Regions from separate parts of the Mus musculus genome. Here region 1 is linked to region 2. A link is a loop called in an ENCODE intact Hi-C map of the cell type or tissue named here. Cell type or tissue: heart. All regions are shown on one strand.

Region 1 (8,000 bases), 120 kb before region 2:
GCTCCAGGTCTCCAGTTCAGAAGTTCATTTCCTTCTCCCCCCACCCTATGAACACACAGAACATACACCTTGTATTACGAAAGAAGAGACTCAACCGGGCATGGTGGCGCATGCCTTTAATCCCAGCACTTGGGAGGCAGAGGCAGGCAGATTTCTGAGTTCAAGGCCAGCCTGGTCTACAGAGTGAGTTCCAGGACAGCCAGGGTTACACAGAGAAACCCTGTCTCAGAAAATCAATTTAAAAAAAAAAAAAAAAAAGAATAGACTCAATAGAGGGCTAACCCTGGGTTCAATTCCCAGCACCATCTAAAACAGGAATGAATAAACCAGGCATACTAGCACACACCCCAGGCAGAGTAGCACACACCCGTGACCTGAATACTGAGGGGGTGAGGACAGGAAGAGCAGAAATTCAGGGCCATCCCCAACTACAATGCTGAGTTGAAGGCCAGCCTGAGATTCATAAGACCCTGTCTTATGAGTAAATAAACAAAGAATTAAAAAAAAAAAAAAAAAGCCAAAGTTGAGCCTAGAGAGATGACTCAGCAGTTAAGAACACAGGATGTTCTTGCAGAGGACTTGGGTTCAGTTCTCAGTACCAACATGTTAACTCCAGTTCCAGAGGACCCAACACCTTCTTCTGGCCTCTTCAGACATACATACAGGCAGGCAAAACTCTCATACACACAAAATAAAATAAAACAAAATACAAAGTAAATGGTCTGTAAGCTGGACTTGGTGGTGTACCTTTGATCCCAGGAGTCAGAGATAAGCAGACCTCTGTGAGCTCAAGGTCAGCCTGGTCTATACAATGAATTCTAGGCTAGCCAGGGCAACATAGTAAGATGCTGTTTTGTTTTGTTTTTTTTTAAGAAAAAAAAAAAAAAGCAAATTGTAGATGATACCTTCTCACTACTCAGCGTTTGAACAGCTGACCCTAAAACTAAAGCTGTTCTCTAACATCCCAGCGCCGTATTTATACCTAACTAACGTTTCTCAGTATCATATAATACTATTCAGTTGTGAAAGGAATGCAAGTTGCCAAGATCAAACTGGGGCTGCTTGTGTCAGCCCTAACCAGTCAATAAAGCCAGGAGGTTAAGAAGGAAGGGCTGGGGCTGGTACAGCGAGTGCCGCCAGAACCACAGAGGCTTGCACAGAGAGCACCCCTGCAAGCACGTCCGCCCCACGTGTTCAGCCTTGGACTGTTAGTCACTCTGGCCATGGATCGTTATCTTAATAATGTGTGGTGGTGCCCTAGGAAAATGATGTTGGGTCTCCTGGAACTACAATTTTGGATGGTTGTGAGCCATCAAGTGGGTGATAGGAACCTTTGAGGGAGCAAGTTTTTCTCAACTACCCAAGCCAACTATTCTGCTTCCTAAATTCTTTCTTATTTATTGATTTATTTGGAGGCCAAGTCTCATTATACAGCCTCAGATGACCTGGAGCTCACTATGTAGACCAGGCTGGCCTCCAAATCATGACTTGCTTCTGCCTGCTAGTGCTGAGTCGAGAGGCGTGGCGCCTGCTGTTTACTCTTTCTGTACGCTGGGAACATTCCTAATTGCTGGGATTAAGAGCAAGTGCCACCACCTCGGGCACAGGTCACTTTCAAGTACTGGGAAGAAAGCAATGAATTTCGCACATGTGTAGAAGGGAGTGAAGCAACTGCAAGTTGGAGACAGCAAATGGACACTGGTGGGCGAACCCTGGGGAGTTCTCTTTTCCTTGCTTTCTTTTTTATATTTTTTGGGATATATGTAGTCCTGGCTGTCCTGGAACTCATTTATATAGACCAGGGTGGCCTCAAACTCAAAAGATCTGCCAGCTTCTGCCTCACAGATGCTAAGATTAAAGACCAGGGCCATCATGCCCTGCTCGGTTTTTCCGTATGTTGGGAACATTACTAATAAAAAGGTGCGAGTGTCTGACAAGATGTCTCAGCAGCCAACCCTAACCTCATAAATTCCACCCCTGTGACCCCACAGAATACAAGAGAACCAACTTCCATAAGTGGGCCTCTGACCTTCGCACTACACCCTCGTCTCACACAAAATTAATTTAAAAAGAAGAAAGAAAAGGAGTTAGCAAGGGTCTAAAGTTGTGGGACCTTGGGTAGTTTCCAGGTCCCTCAGGCCTTTACTTCAGTTACCTATAAAACAGGCCTAAAAATACCCGTTTTCCCTTTCCATCTGGATTAAACATGTATATGATGATCAAGCTGTACAGGGACTGTGAGTGCTGACAGCTGAGAGGATTTGGCGGGGAAACGCTGGATGCCTGCGGGGACTCGGTTTCCACATCTAAGGTCACCTGAAAGCGGACTTGCCCTTGAGTGACCGCAGCGCGCGCGGGCCGGTGGGGCTGGGAATCTTGAAGTTGAACCAACCAATCACAGAGCAGAGGTTAAAAACCGCGCCAGAAGCAAAAGCGCTCAGCTCCTGACAGGTCCCGGTACAGGGGAACCTAGGCGGGGCTGCCCACTAAGCTCAGCCTGCTTGGCGGGAGGAAGAGGCGTTTGGAGGAGGTTGTGAGCAGGGAGAAGAGAATGGCGGCGACCTTCTCCTTCCCTCAGTGGTCGAGTGTTATTTTAGTAGCCAGACCTCATTTGTACTGAGTACACCAGGAGCTAGAGGAGCCAAAGGCAAACCCCTCGGATAACGGAGGAATGGAATGTGAATTAGAAATTATATGTTAAAAAAAAGAACTGACAATTTTGCTAGAGGTGATTTAAAATATTTATCGATATGGCCCAGTTAGCTTAGCATGGAAGAAGTCCTGGGTTTTGTCCCCAGCATCAATAAATTGTGCAGCGGTGGATGCCGCCTGCTTTAACTTTGAGCTGCCACATGGTGTTCAGAGATTTTTTACAGCATCTACAGTGAGAGAACTTAGGACACAAGCAGAGGGGAGCCTCCCCTCGTCCTCTTTTAAAATATTTGACCTGGGAGAGTCAGTGGAGCCTTCCCAGGTTCCACGTTTTTCCCCGGGATCTCAGTGTCCCATCTCAGCGCTTTATCTCTGGTATCTTGGACCCCGTAGGGCAAATCAGAAAGATGGAAACTTGAGTTCTTGTCTCCACCCTCACCACAGGAATTTGCAGATTCGTCTTTAGACTACTGGACGCCCAGAGTCGTAAAATGAATGTATGACTCGTCACCATCCTGTGAGCTTCCTGGAATTTGTAATCGTCTGGCAGCTTTTAAACTAATTGGGACAGAGGGGACAGGGGTCTGACAGGAGGGGCAGGGTAGAAAAGGAACCCAAGGCTGCATCCGTACCCCTTCATGAGTTTGAAGACAGCTTTTTAGGGAACCCTAGTTTGAGGACCCCCTTAATCCCACAAGGCCGGTGCGATTGCTCGGGACCCCGAATCTCTTTAAGAAACCAGGGTCCCCCGCACCCCTCTACTTGGGACATGAAGACAGTCAAGGCGACGTGTCCCAGAGGCCAGCAGCGTCACTCCACCCTTGGCACCAACCTCAGCGGCAACGCCCGCCCGGCGACCCCCTGCGCGCTCAATCCCCAAGGCTCTCGCAATCCTAACCGGTTCCGGCCCCGCGAGCGCCCGCGCACCCGGCCGGCGCAGGCTCCTTAAAGGTCTTTGTGCGGAAGGCCTGCGGCGCAACTCAAATCTCCCGCGCTGGGCGGCGAGCGGGGTCAGCGGCGTCCAATGGGAGGCGAGGCCACGCCCCCTCGGAGCGCGCGGTTGGGTGGCTCTTTAAAGGGCGCGGGCGCTGGCAGTCGGCGGTGCACCGGATTCCAGCTGTTTTCGCCTGCTCCTCGCCGTCTCCGCCGCTGCCCTCGTTCGCCATGCTCTCCGTCCGCACCCCGCTCGCCACCATCGCTGACCAGCAGCAGCTGCAGTTGTCGCCGCTGAAGCGACTCACCCTGGCTGACAAGGAGAACACGGTGAGGGCGGCCCAGGTGCCGGCTGGGTTGGATGTGCACTGGCAGGTCGTGGGTTCCCGGACCCGGGAGGGTGGAGGGTGCCTACCGCCATTCACCACGCGTGTCCCCCTACAGCCCCCGACTCTCAGCAGCACCCGCGTCCTGGCCAGCAAAGCTGCGAGGAGAATCTTCCAGGACTCCGCCGAGCTGGTGAGTGGCCCGTGTGGGGCTGAGGTGGGTCGCTTAGGCTCCCAGTAGAGGGCGCCCGCTCGTTGGCGCTAAATCTGCATTGTCCCAGCTGAATTATTTGACTCTTCTTTCCCGCCAAAGTGTCTCCTCAGAATGTCCTACTCGGGTCGGCCTATGGTAATAGTAGAGTGCAGCGTGACAGCTAAGCACACGAGATTACCAATCGTTGAAAGTACTCGATCTGATGAGACACTGGCTAGCAGTTTCCTGCGGTTCGGTTGGCATTTGGGGGTTGGTTCACTTGGCACTCTCTCTCATCCAACAGGAAAGTAAAGCGCCTACTAACCCCAGCGTTGAGGATGAGCCGTTACTGAGAGAAAACCCCCGCCGCTTCGTTGTCTTTCCCATCGAGTACCATGATATCTGGCAGATGTACAAGAAAGCCGAGGCCTCCTTTTGGACTGCCGAGGAGGTAATCGTTCAGGACTTGCTGTGTGTCAGAAGGCTCCCGCATGGCCGTCACAACTTTTTGCCCTTGGGAATGGTAGCTCACTGAGATATTGGGTGTTCCCTGAAACAAAGGGAATAATGGATGTGAAGAATTCGGTAATGAGATGGTTTGGGGGACTTCAGTTTTAAAGTGTGTGTGTATGAGAGAGAGAAAGAGAGAGAGACCTACAGACCTGCTAATCGTGAACTTCTAAACTTCAGGTGGACCTTTCCAAGGATATTCAGCACTGGGAAGCTCTGAAACCCGATGAGAGACATTTTATATCTCACGTTCTGGCTTTCTTTGCAGCGAGTGATGGCATAGTCAATGAGAACTTGGTGAGTTGGCATGAAATACCCATAATTCACTTAGATCCAGAACTGGTTCCTGGCTCTCTATCTTTTGCCCTGAAGCGGGGCTGGAGGGATAGATGACTGACTCCAGTCTCCGCTCTGGTTAACACACTTCCTGCTTGGGCGGAAGACCCAGGTTCTGTTATGAGTTACCCCTGTTGGACTGCTTCCCATCTGCTGGTGAGCTCCTCTCACCAAGGCAACTCTGACCTTGGGCACTTGCCTATACATGCACGGACCCATTCCCAGGCAAGCACAAGCAAAACAAACTTTTTAAGAGCTATGAATGTTATGTTAACGTTCATCATGTTAGTCTTTCCCTCTGCTAAGGAGCAGTAGTGAGTTTTTCTCTTTGTACCTACATGCTTAACTTTTTGTGGATTTCTATAAGACTTTGGTTGTATACTTCTTAACTCTAAGTGGGTCCTTGGAATGAACTGAAACAGAATTAGGGAATAACAGTGTTAAAAGAAACCCTGTGGGGCCTGGTGTGTGCCACAGAGGTTAGGAGCACATGATAGTTTTGTTAAAATAAATGGCAAACTAGGAGTTATGTGTTTCCTAATTGGTAAATTGAGCGTATGACGTGAAATAATGAGCTTGCTTGCAAATCATGAAGAACTAATAAAAATATAGGATTAAACTGTATTAAATATATACCTGGGTTTTTTGTTTTGTTTTACTTACATTTTTGAAGCAAGGTCTCACAGTAATCCTGGCTGGCCTAGAATAGAATTCAGTAAGTACACCAAAATGGCCTCTTACTCAGATTCCCCCTTCACTGTTGCTGCAGGCCTAGGAACAATCCCAGCAGGCCGGGCCACTCTACTGGTAGTGTGGAGAAAGTGAAGCAACCAGTAGTTCTTCAAATTTAACTTTGGCTCATTTTACTACCACTAGGTGGAGCGATTTAGCCAAGAAGTTCAAGTTACAGAGGCCCGCTGTTTCTATGGCTTCCAAATTGCCATGGAAAACATACACTCTGAAATGTACAGTCTCCTTATTGACACTTACATTAAAGATCCCAAGGAAAGGTGAGTATCCACACACTCTGCCAAGGTGCCTGGGACTCACTCACTGCTTTATTTCCAGTATTTTTGCTCATAAAGGGGAAATGAGCAGAATGACAAGCGGACTGTCAGTAGATGTTTCTATGACCCTTAGTCAAGACTGCCTCCAGCTTTTGTGTGTGGTAGCTTGTGTCTATTTCCAGCTCCCAGAGATCAGTGCAGCAGCATTGTCAAGAAGTCAAAGGCTAGTCAGACTGCATACTGTGTCAAAAACAAAACCAACCCCAGGGGCTGGAGAGATGACCACTGAGGTTTAGAAGGCACTGTGGCTCCTGCAAAGTATGGTTTACTGCTTACCAGTTTTAGTTCTTAGCTCCCACGGGACACCTCACAAGGCTGTAAGTCCAGTCACAGGGAAGTGGTGCCCTCTTCTGGCCTCCATGGGCATCACACATAAGGTGTCTGACACGTTAAGGCAAAACATACATTAAAAGTTAAGTTTAAAGCCGGGCGGTGGTGGCGCACACCTTTAACCCCAGCACTTGGGAGGCAGAGGCAGGCAGATTTCTGAGTTTGAGGCCAGCCTGGTCTACAGAGTGAGTTCCAGGACAGCCAGGGCTACACAGAGAGACCCTGTCTCAAAACCAAAACCAAAAAAAACCAAAAACAATTAAATTTAAAGACGTGGCTATGAATGAGTATGAAACCAAAGTGGAGGTGAGGGGAATTGCTTTAGACAATATTGAGTCAAAAGGTTTATTTTAGACCAGTTTAGCTGACATTGCTCTGCTAGGACATTATAGAAAAATTAAGAAGGCGTTTGTGTTATGGAGGGAGACTGGGAAGGACTGGTAGGGTTATGGTGGCAGTGAGTGCCAGGATGGGAAGCAGACGTGGAAGTAATGAATCAGGCCTACGCTGTGCCTGTTGTGTTGCCAGGGCTCTGCAGTATCCATTCATGCTATACTTTCTGCCTGCAGAGAATATCTCTTCAATGCTATTGAAACAATGCCTTGTGTGAAGAAGAAGGCTGACTGGGCCTTGCGCTGGATTGGGGACAAAGAGGCTACGTATGGTGAGGACCCTTTCCTTTTTCCTCCTCAAGCCCAGGCTTGATTGTCCAAGTAATGTCACTGGATTATTGGCCTGTGCTGAGAATACCGAGGCCTCACCGGGAACGTTTTCGTGTTGACTCTTGCTAGGAGAACGCGTTGTGGCCTTTGCCGCCGTAGAAGGAATCTTCTTTTCCGGTTCTTTTGCATCGATATTCTGGCTCAAGAAACGGGGGCTGATGCCGGGCCTTACATTTTCCAATGAGCTTATTAGCAGAGACGAGGTGAGTCTGAAGTAGCTTTCTAACCTGGGGCTCTTAGATACACATCTACTGATGGGGACCTGAGAAGTGAGGTGTGGCCACTTTCAAAAGGGATTGTAATGTGTGAACCTTTGCCTGCAAAGGACAAAGGGGAGGAGGATGACCTCGGGACCGGGTGGTTTTGAGCTGTAATGTAGGTGCTGGGACCTGAACCTGGGTCCTCTGCAAAAGCAGCAAATGTCCCTTGTAACTGTTGAGCCATTCCAAGTCTTGGGGATCCAGCCTAGGCTTTCATACTTGCTAGGCAAGTATTCCGCCACATTCCTAGCCCTGTATCCATATTTAATGTAGGAATCCATACAATCCTCAGCAAAGGATAAGATACCTTAAGTAACTTATTAAACCACTGACTTCCTAGTACATATATTCCTGTTATCCCGTAGACTCGAGTGTACAAACTGAAAGTTCTTAGTAGAGCCTGTGGCTGTGAAGAAACCTCTGGGTATCAGAAGGGAAGGGCCCCGGCCCTGTGTAATAATAGGTGTCAGGCAGCCTTGAGTTGGGCTAGCCTATTCCTCGCTTTCATAATTGGCCGTGAAATACATGGTTTATTTCCCTCACCTGCATTGTTGGATTTTGTGGCTGGCTTGGAACAATGTGGGCCGAACTGGCCTCAAATTCATGGTGATCTTGTCTCTGGCTCCAGAATGCTAAGATTGCAGGTGTGTTACCACCACACCCGGGCTTAA
Region 2 (8,000 bases):
TGCTGTAATATTTAGGAATAAATTTTAGGTCCTTTGTCTGCCAACTAAGCTTCTGTGTCTTCTAGAAGGAACATTGTGTGTGTGTGTGTGTGTGTGTGTGTGTGTGTGTGTGTGTGTGTGTTTTAACATTAAAAACTGACCTAACCTGGTACTTTGTATTACTCTACTGTCTCATATACATGATGATTTTGCCTTTTGATTATAAGTACCATTTATTTATTTATTTTACAACATCCACACAGTTCCCTGAACACAGTAAGACAGCACTCAATAAATGATTTTAAGAGTTAGGGACATGGGGATTGCTGTCATAGGTTGGCTAGCTGAGGCAGGACAATGAAGAATTACATATAATTCATTCAGTTCTCTCTCATTTAAAGGCTCCTAGTCAAATTAGCAGATACTAGTGGGGAGGCCTCTATCCACTTTATATTCTCATCACTGGTTCTTAACTCAAAATGTTAACTCAACAATCTACTTCCTTATTAAAGACATAAAGATGGAGTATTTTAAAATTTAAGGTGTAGTTGACAAAATATCTGTATTTATAGTATATCACATGATGTCTTAATACATGTATATAGTGAAACTCAGTTAAATCCAGATGCAATAGTTTCATAGGAGAGAAACATTTTTCATTTTTAGAATTACATTAAATTTCTTGAATGGTTAATTTAATACATCAACTTCACTGGGTTGATGAAGGACTGGACAGATAGTAAAATAGTATTTCTGAATGTGTCTATAAGGATGTTTATAGAAAAGATTATTTTTTGAATTGGTAGACTGTGTAAGGAAAATTGCTTTCTTCAGTGTGGGTGGTATCATGATTGAACTGAAAACAAAACAAAACAAAACAAAACAAACCCTCAAAGGTAGAGGAAGAAAAATCTGTTTAAGCTGGGACATCCATATCAACAATTGTGTCAACACTGGTGCAGCTGTCGTTCAGATTCTGAGGGAGTAACAGCTCTTCTGGTCATTAGGCCTTTAGATTTGGACTGGACCTATATACCACGTGCGCTCCTGACTGCTTTGCATAAGGCTTCTATGTCTTTATCATCTCAAGCCAGTTCCTTATAACATACTTTCTTCTATATCTTTTTGTAGATCCTGATTGGTCTATTTTTCTGGAGAATTCTGACTAATGTGGTTGTTTCTAAATGTTACAATGTAACACAGTTGTAAGCTTTTTGTACACAATATTATTACTTCTTTTCTTATATAAGGAAAGTGAGGTTAAAAAGGCTCCAAAATTGGCTAGTAAGTAGTGAAGACAGAAAACAAAACAAAACAAAAACCAACCAACCAACCAACCAAACAAACAAAAAAACCCCAACCAAAACCAAGATCTCCTGACTCTAAAATCTAAGCTATTATTATAGGCCAAGATACTTGACCTATACTCTGACATAAAATTTCTCAGATGGCTCAAATCTTTCCCATTCTAGATGTTAAAATAAATAATTTCATAAAGTTATAACAGGCACCTAAAAGACAGTTTCTGCTAAAAAGTACTTATCTCTCACTTGGGCTGACACAAGGAAACCAAAAGCAGGAGGAAAGCCTGGCACCTCTGCCTTCATTTTTAAAATCTGGCTCCTTTACTTGGGGTCAGAAACCTACTTAACGCTACAGGAAAGGATGCTAATCATTCAGAGAATATCTAAAAACGGGCAACAATTACTTCATCTCCACTCAAGGCTGAAGGCACAATAAACTGTCAACTTTTACAACGTCTCGTTCCAGACCTCCTAAAAAGTGTCCGACTGTCTCCAGTCCTAGTCCTAATCCTCCATAGGCATTACTGACTCCAGGAACACAGAGCCTAGCAGACAGTTCATCCCATGACATCACCCTAAAGTGACCTGATTGTCCCACCAAGCAATAAGGCCAGGGGATGACAGGTTAACACCAGAGTCAGGTCTCTATTAAAGGAGTCACCCTCAATAAAAACTATGTTCTGTCTTTTTCTAAAAGAATAATCTGGCCTCACAGAATTCCTTTGGTAGACAGTATTTGTTCTAGGATTGTATCTTATGCTGCCTACTTTAGGTTGCAATATGTTTCTAACACCCACTTTTTAAGGTTTTAAAATGGTATTTTAATTTTTCCCTTCAGTTTATATGTTCAGCCACCTGTACACTTTCTCAACACGTCCCTAAAGGGGGGGGGGGGAGGAGACAGAGACAAAGAGGTCCTCGATCCAAGGTTATATTAATAGAGAGGTCCAGACTTGGGACTATTTTAGGAAGTAGATTATTGGACAGGTTTGATTTCTAATTGGTCCCAGCTAGTTGGAACACAATATTAAGAGTGAAAGATCTCAATTATTTTCTCCCCATCCTCTAAAAGACTACCTTACTAGGACTCAGCTGTTCACCCAGAGAATATTAGCAGCAAGAGACTATCCCAACTAAATTCAATAACCCCCTTTTCAGAGAGAGCTGAGTCCACAGCCAGGTTTCCTGAAGCACTACTTGCCCGCTCTTACTACTGAAGCCTCTAGAGTGGTCCTTGAGGAAGTGCTGTACCTAGTAGTTGATGGCTATTCTGGAGTGGGTGTTAAACCTGAGAATGAAGAGGGCCTTGTCTTTAAGAGGTCAAAACTGGGGCTAAATTAGTTGGATCTCAGGCCCCCCCCCCCCCCACACACTGTTATTTAGCTCTTGGTTAAGTTATGTAATTTTTCTGGAATTCAATTTCCTTGCTAGATTGAGGGTGGTTACAATACCTGCCTCACATGGTTGTTGTGGGGACTCACATAAGTCTACCTTTAAAAGCAGTGTTAGCAGCACATTTAAACCCCCGCCCCCCTTTAAATATTAGTTTCCAAATCCTTGGATTTTGAGAGGACGATGCTGGCATTTTCCAGGTGTTCCCATGGCTAGTTTAAAGGGTAAGAGATCACATTTGTAGGGCTGACACACTAACTGCCCTCCTGGAATGGAGGTGTGGACACAGCAGAATTCACATCTGGCAGAGAGGCTCGCAGGCACGAAGGGATGCTTACCAGCAGCCTTTCCTTTGAGGAGGCGGGGCCTTTACATGCCGGCCGCTGGCTACCCAGGCTTTCCCTCGGGCGCTGCCCAGGTCCGACCTGTTTCCCTCTCAGCTGGATGCGCGGTGAGGGCATCGTCCCAGCGCGGCCGATCAGGCCCAGGTGGGCGGCGGGTGAGGTAGGACCACCCGGCTTTCCGCAAGTTTGGGCAGCCCAGGAGACAAAGGCACTTTCTGCTTTGGGGTTCTTGTAGCGCGTCTCCCTGAAGCTCCCAGCCCCCTACCTTTGTTCCCAACTTCCCCCGGCGCTGCAACTCTTTGTCTGGCCGCCACCCCGAGCCCCTTTGTTGTCCACCGTCACTGCCAGTGAGGGGTGGGGACGGCGCCCACCATTCCTGAGAAAGGAAGTGAGCAGAGGCGGAGGCAAAGCCGCCCTCACACGCCCCCACCAGCTAGCCTGACTCTCGGTCGCCCTCGGGCGACAGCCATGGTCGAGCCTCAGCCCCTCGCTGGGGTCCTCAGCACGGAGGAGGGGCGCGGCGAGGCCAGCGTCCTCTGATTGGCTGTGGGAGTCGGGGCGCCGCGACGCCATTGGACCGCGGAGCTGTCTGGCGCACGAGTGCGCGAGGTGGGGAGGGGGCTCTGGAAGCTGCTGGAAATCGGGCCGCCCGGCGGCGTGAGGGGGCCGCGCGGCTGGGTGGGCGGGGCGCCCAGCAGTGGGCGGGGCCACTAACTCCGCCCACTGCCCCTCCCCGCGCGGCTGCTCCGACCGCGGGCGGCCGAGGGGCGGGCGCGCCGCTGCATCCCCATCCTCGGCGTAGCTCGGCACAGAGCGAGCAAGCAAGCAAGCGGCGCCTGGCCGGAGCGAGCGGACGCAGCGCCGAGGCCCGGCCATGGCCACCACCAGCACCACGGGCTCCACCCTGCTGCAGCCCCTCAGCAACGCCGTGCAACTGCCCATCGATCAGGTACCGGCGTCCGGGGCGTCGTGCCCTGGCCGCCTCTGCCGGCCGCGGTGCCACCCGGGCGGGAGCAGGGTGGGGGCTGGGGCCGGGACCGCCGTGCCCGGCGCCCGGCGGGGCGGGGGCGCGCGGCTGGCCTTGTCCCCTCGGCTGTCGCTCCGGCTGGTGCCTCTGTGCCCACCCAGCCTCCCATCGCCGCCCGGGCGGGGGTGGGCGCGGGCGGAGGCTCGGCGACAGCCCGCCGGGGAGGGCTAGACAGACGTGCGCGCGTGCATGCTGTCGCTGCCGGGCCACCGGGCGTCGGACCCGGGAGTCCCGGGACCGGTGGACCTGGCACTGCTGCGGGTTATCGGGAGACTAAGAATGGTTTGGGTGCCGAGTGCCCAGGACACGGCGTGGATGGACGAGGCTTAAGCTCTTCTGCACTTGGGGACAGTTTGCATTGAAGTGTGGCTCAATAGACGGAGAGGCAACAGTTTGGGGGAAGACAGGTTATGAAGAGAAGTCAACGTGACTTCACGATGCTAGGGTTTCTGGTGAAAAAGTTGCAGCTGTGGATAGGAGCAGCCATCCTACCCCCTCACCCTACCCCCAGAGAAGCTTTTGACACTAGGGAAGGCTGGCATTTAAATGAGGCCAGTCGAATTTGATTGTTTAAAGGGCCTCAGGATTACTGAAATAAACAGCATTGGGATGGAGAAAGCAGCGCCATTTTTATTGAGCAAAGGAACTTTGGAAGTATGTCCTGAGAAAGGTCTGGGAAAGTTGTTGGTGGGGTATGGTTAGATAGCTGGTCTAGCTCCAGTACTGAAGGAAATTGACTTTGGAAATTCAGCCTAACATTATTTCTGATCTGGAGGTGTTTGCACTTCCAAGGGCTATGGGCTCAGCTTGAGTAGCTGCTAGTGGTATCTTAAGGTTTGCATGTAAAACACAAGATTCCTCTCTGGACTTGAGCTGGAGGTGACACCTGAGCTGAACACTGTGTGCTCCAGGCTTTGTGCTTCACTGTTTAAAATAAAATATACTGAGTTACCTCAAAGGAGGGTTAAACCGTCCTGCTCAGTGTTCTGATCTGACTTCTTTCCTTTATTCCTCTCATAACTTTTCGATTAATAGTGAAATACCTGTTCTCCACACAGCTTACACAGCGGTTGTGGTGTGTGTCATGCTAATAGATTATAAGAGTGCCCCAAGTGGAATGATTCCTTTAATTCACAGAATTAGTCTTTGTTTATTAAGTTGATAATAATCAAAGGCTTTGGATACTCTCAGTTCTGTGGAGGAGTCTCACTATTTCCTAAGTGGAATCATGGCACCTGACCTCTAGGTGTGTGTTACACTTCTGACTTCAATAGGTTGTTCCCAGCCTACCAGTGCAGGTAGGGCAGGATCTTCTTGCTAATGAGAAACGTGTGTGTGTGTGTGTGTGTGTGTGTGTGTGTGTGTGTGTGTGTCCTTTACCTTTTTATTCTTTTGGTGAGGCAAATGATTGTGTATTCTCTCTGCCATAGCCCTATTAAGCTAATTCTTTTAAACTTCTATAAAGGATCATAACTTTTAAAAGTAATCTAATATCAATAAGCTCCTTTAAACATCTCAGCAGTCCAGAGAAAGTTCTTTGTGGAACTGAAGTGAGCAAGCAATCCAGGGAAGGTGACCTGAGTTAAGACTGACTTTATCAGCTAGAGGTCTTGTCTCTTGTGTCTTAGATAATCTGCATCTTCTGGTATACGCTTGAAGTCTGTAGAGCCCGAGTTTATATGGCCATTTGTGTAAGACAGTTGTTTGCTCTGTGATAAGCAAGTCTTAGGAATATTGGGTTAATCCATACAATCTGTACTTTTCACAGCAATAATTATTTCTGTGAATACCAAAGAATCTTCATGATGATACTCTTGGAGTAGTTAACATTGTAAAATTAGACAGACATTTTAGAATTAAGCCAATCAGAAACATTTCCTAACACATGAACAGTTGAATCCATGTTGAAAGAAAGCCTAAGACTTGGCTGTAGTCAAATAATGTAATTCTATAGGAAAGAAAAAAGACAAGCCAGGAAGTTTATAACTTGCTATGTGTTCACTTGGTGTGTGCCAATTTACACTGTTTAGAAAAATTAGGAAATTATAAAAGCAGTTGTTTTAGGAAGTAATAAAATGTGAACTTTTTACTATTGTATTGACTTGGCACACTGAGAACCTAGTGCCCTTGCTGCTGAAGTAACAGGAGGAAGAAGTGTGCTGTCAGGCAAAGCAAAGGAACTGGAGATCTTGCCTTAGGCTGGAGAATCTTTATCTTTGCTAAGAATTACAGAGTGACCTTGAAGTAGCTGAAGTGGTGCTCTGTAGTCTTTAAATGAAATTAAAGCATGAAATAGTGGTATCTGGGAGATTATGAGATCTTTAAGATAGGAAGTACCTGGCCCCCCGGCGTTTTGCTCTTTAGGGCCTGTTTTCCAAGTGACTTCCTTCCTAGTATAATTCTGAAGGTCTGTAGAAAGGAATGTGTGGAGGTGTGGTTTGAGAGAGGAGCCATCTTGAGGACCAGTTGTGCCAAAGAAAAGGAGCAATTGTGTGAGTCCCAGGCGAGATCAGGTGTCTCCATATCACGGGGCTTCTGTTCCTTATAAGTTGCTGATGTGGGGTTTTAGACTCCAGAGCAAGTACCAAAATGAAACTAAGAATAATGTCACTGATGATCAACCTATATATATATTTTTTTCTTGTTTCTTTTTCTTTCTTTCTTTCTTTCTTTCTTTCTTTCTTTCTTTCTTTCTTTCTTTCTTTCTTTCTTTCTTTCTTTCTTTCTTTCTTTCTTTCTTTCTTTCTTTCTTTCTTTCTTTCTTTCTTTCTTTCTTTCTTTCTTTCTTTCTTTCTTTCTTTCTTTCTTTCTTTTTTTTTTTGAGACAGGGTTTCTCTGTATAGCCCTGGCAGTCCTGGAACTCACTTTGTAGACCAGGCTAGCCTCGAACTCAGAAATCCACCTGCCTCTGCCTCCCAAGTGCTGGGATTAAATGCGTGCACCACCACGCCCGGCAACCTATATATTTTTTTCTTTTTTTTTCTTTTTTTTTTAAAGATTTATTTATTTATTATATGTAAGTATACTGTAGTTGTCTTCAGACACACCAGAAGAGGGTGTCAGATTTCGTTATGGATGGTTGTGAGCCACCATGTGGTTGCTGGGATTTGAACTCCAGACTTTTGGAAGAGCAGTCAGTGCTCTTAACCGCTGAGCCATCTCACCAGCCCCCTATATATTTTTTTCAACATCTTATATTATCTATTACATTTGCTTGGCCTTGCTCTGAGTTATCATGAGATTGCTTTCTAGTTGTGGCCCCCTCCGCTTCTCCCTCCTTACTTCCCATGATTACTGCTGTGAAACTGGGTAAATAGCCAGTATATTAAACAGCAGAACACTGGTTAGAGATGAGCCCAGAAACAGCCCCTTGACATAGGAGTCATTGTTTTATAGATCATGTGCCAAACTCTTGGGACAGGGAGAAGACAAGAAGTGGGGACTTGTGGTGTTTTGAAAGGTTTGAAGGAAGGAGAAAGATGTGTGGGAAGAAAGGTTAGATGTTACCAAGCAAGCAGACTCCAGTAGTATCTATAATGCCCAACACTTGAGAGTTTGGGAAGTGTTTCTATGTATTCTACATCAGTCAATAGGATCCTTACACCTCTGGAAGTCAGATATCGAACCTGAATTATTTAGTTCATATACATATGTGCACATGGCCATGCTTTTAAGTCTTTGCATAGACTGTCAGTTTATTTTGTAGTTTTGGTGTGGGAGAAATACTTTGGATATGTCTTTGTTTTAGAGCCGAACCTTTTGGCAGTGAAAGTGAGAAGAAGTAAGAACTGTCCAGAGTTCCAGATATTGGTGTGCTGGTGATTGTGGGTTGGGATAGGGAACCCAACCTCTGTGTGTGTGTGTATGCATGTATATCATATGTGTATGCATGTATATCATATGTGTATGCATGTATATAATATATATGTTTGAATGTATATCATATGTGTATGA

Evidence for each region. Peaks named below come from ENCODE experiments on the same cell type or tissue, not always from the same donor. Only the 100,000 strongest peaks of a DNase experiment are listed, where the experiment ranks them.
Region 1: it touches region 2 in a loop (4-fold over the local background); 16 of 42 quality-filtered maps call a loop at or near these places.

The regions. Positions count from the first base shown.
Region 1 is chr12:24,704,531-24,712,530 of GRCm38, forward strand. It overlaps Rrm2 (ribonucleotide reductase M2), which reads left to right and starts at 3,724. Exons shown (of 10, transcript NM_009104.2): 1 at 3,724-3,915; 2 at 4,030-4,104; 3 at 4,409-4,555; 4 at 4,795-4,911; 5 at 5,827-5,960; 6 at 6,917-7,011; 7 at 7,139-7,272. The coding sequence starts at 3,817. In heart, CTCF peaks have their summits at 4,141 (motif pointing right), 5,809 (motif pointing right) and 6,383 (motif pointing left); DNase peaks (open chromatin) are centred at 3,741, 4,481 and 5,852; H3K4me3 peaks cover 4,322 bases; H3K27ac peaks cover 4,577 bases.
Region 2 is chr12:24,827,807-24,835,806 of GRCm38, forward strand. Mboat2 (membrane bound O-acyltransferase domain containing 2) reads left to right here and starts at 3,793. Exons shown (of 13, transcript NM_026037.3): 1 at 3,793-3,968. The coding sequence starts at 3,894. It overlaps 2900060N12Rik (RIKEN cDNA 2900060N12 gene), which reads right to left and starts at 3,511. Exons shown (of 3, transcript NR_166876.1): 1 at 3,014-3,511. In heart, a CTCF peak has its summit at 3,519; a DNase peak (open chromatin) is centred at 3,605; H3K4me3 peaks cover 3,337 bases; H3K27ac peaks cover 2,888 bases.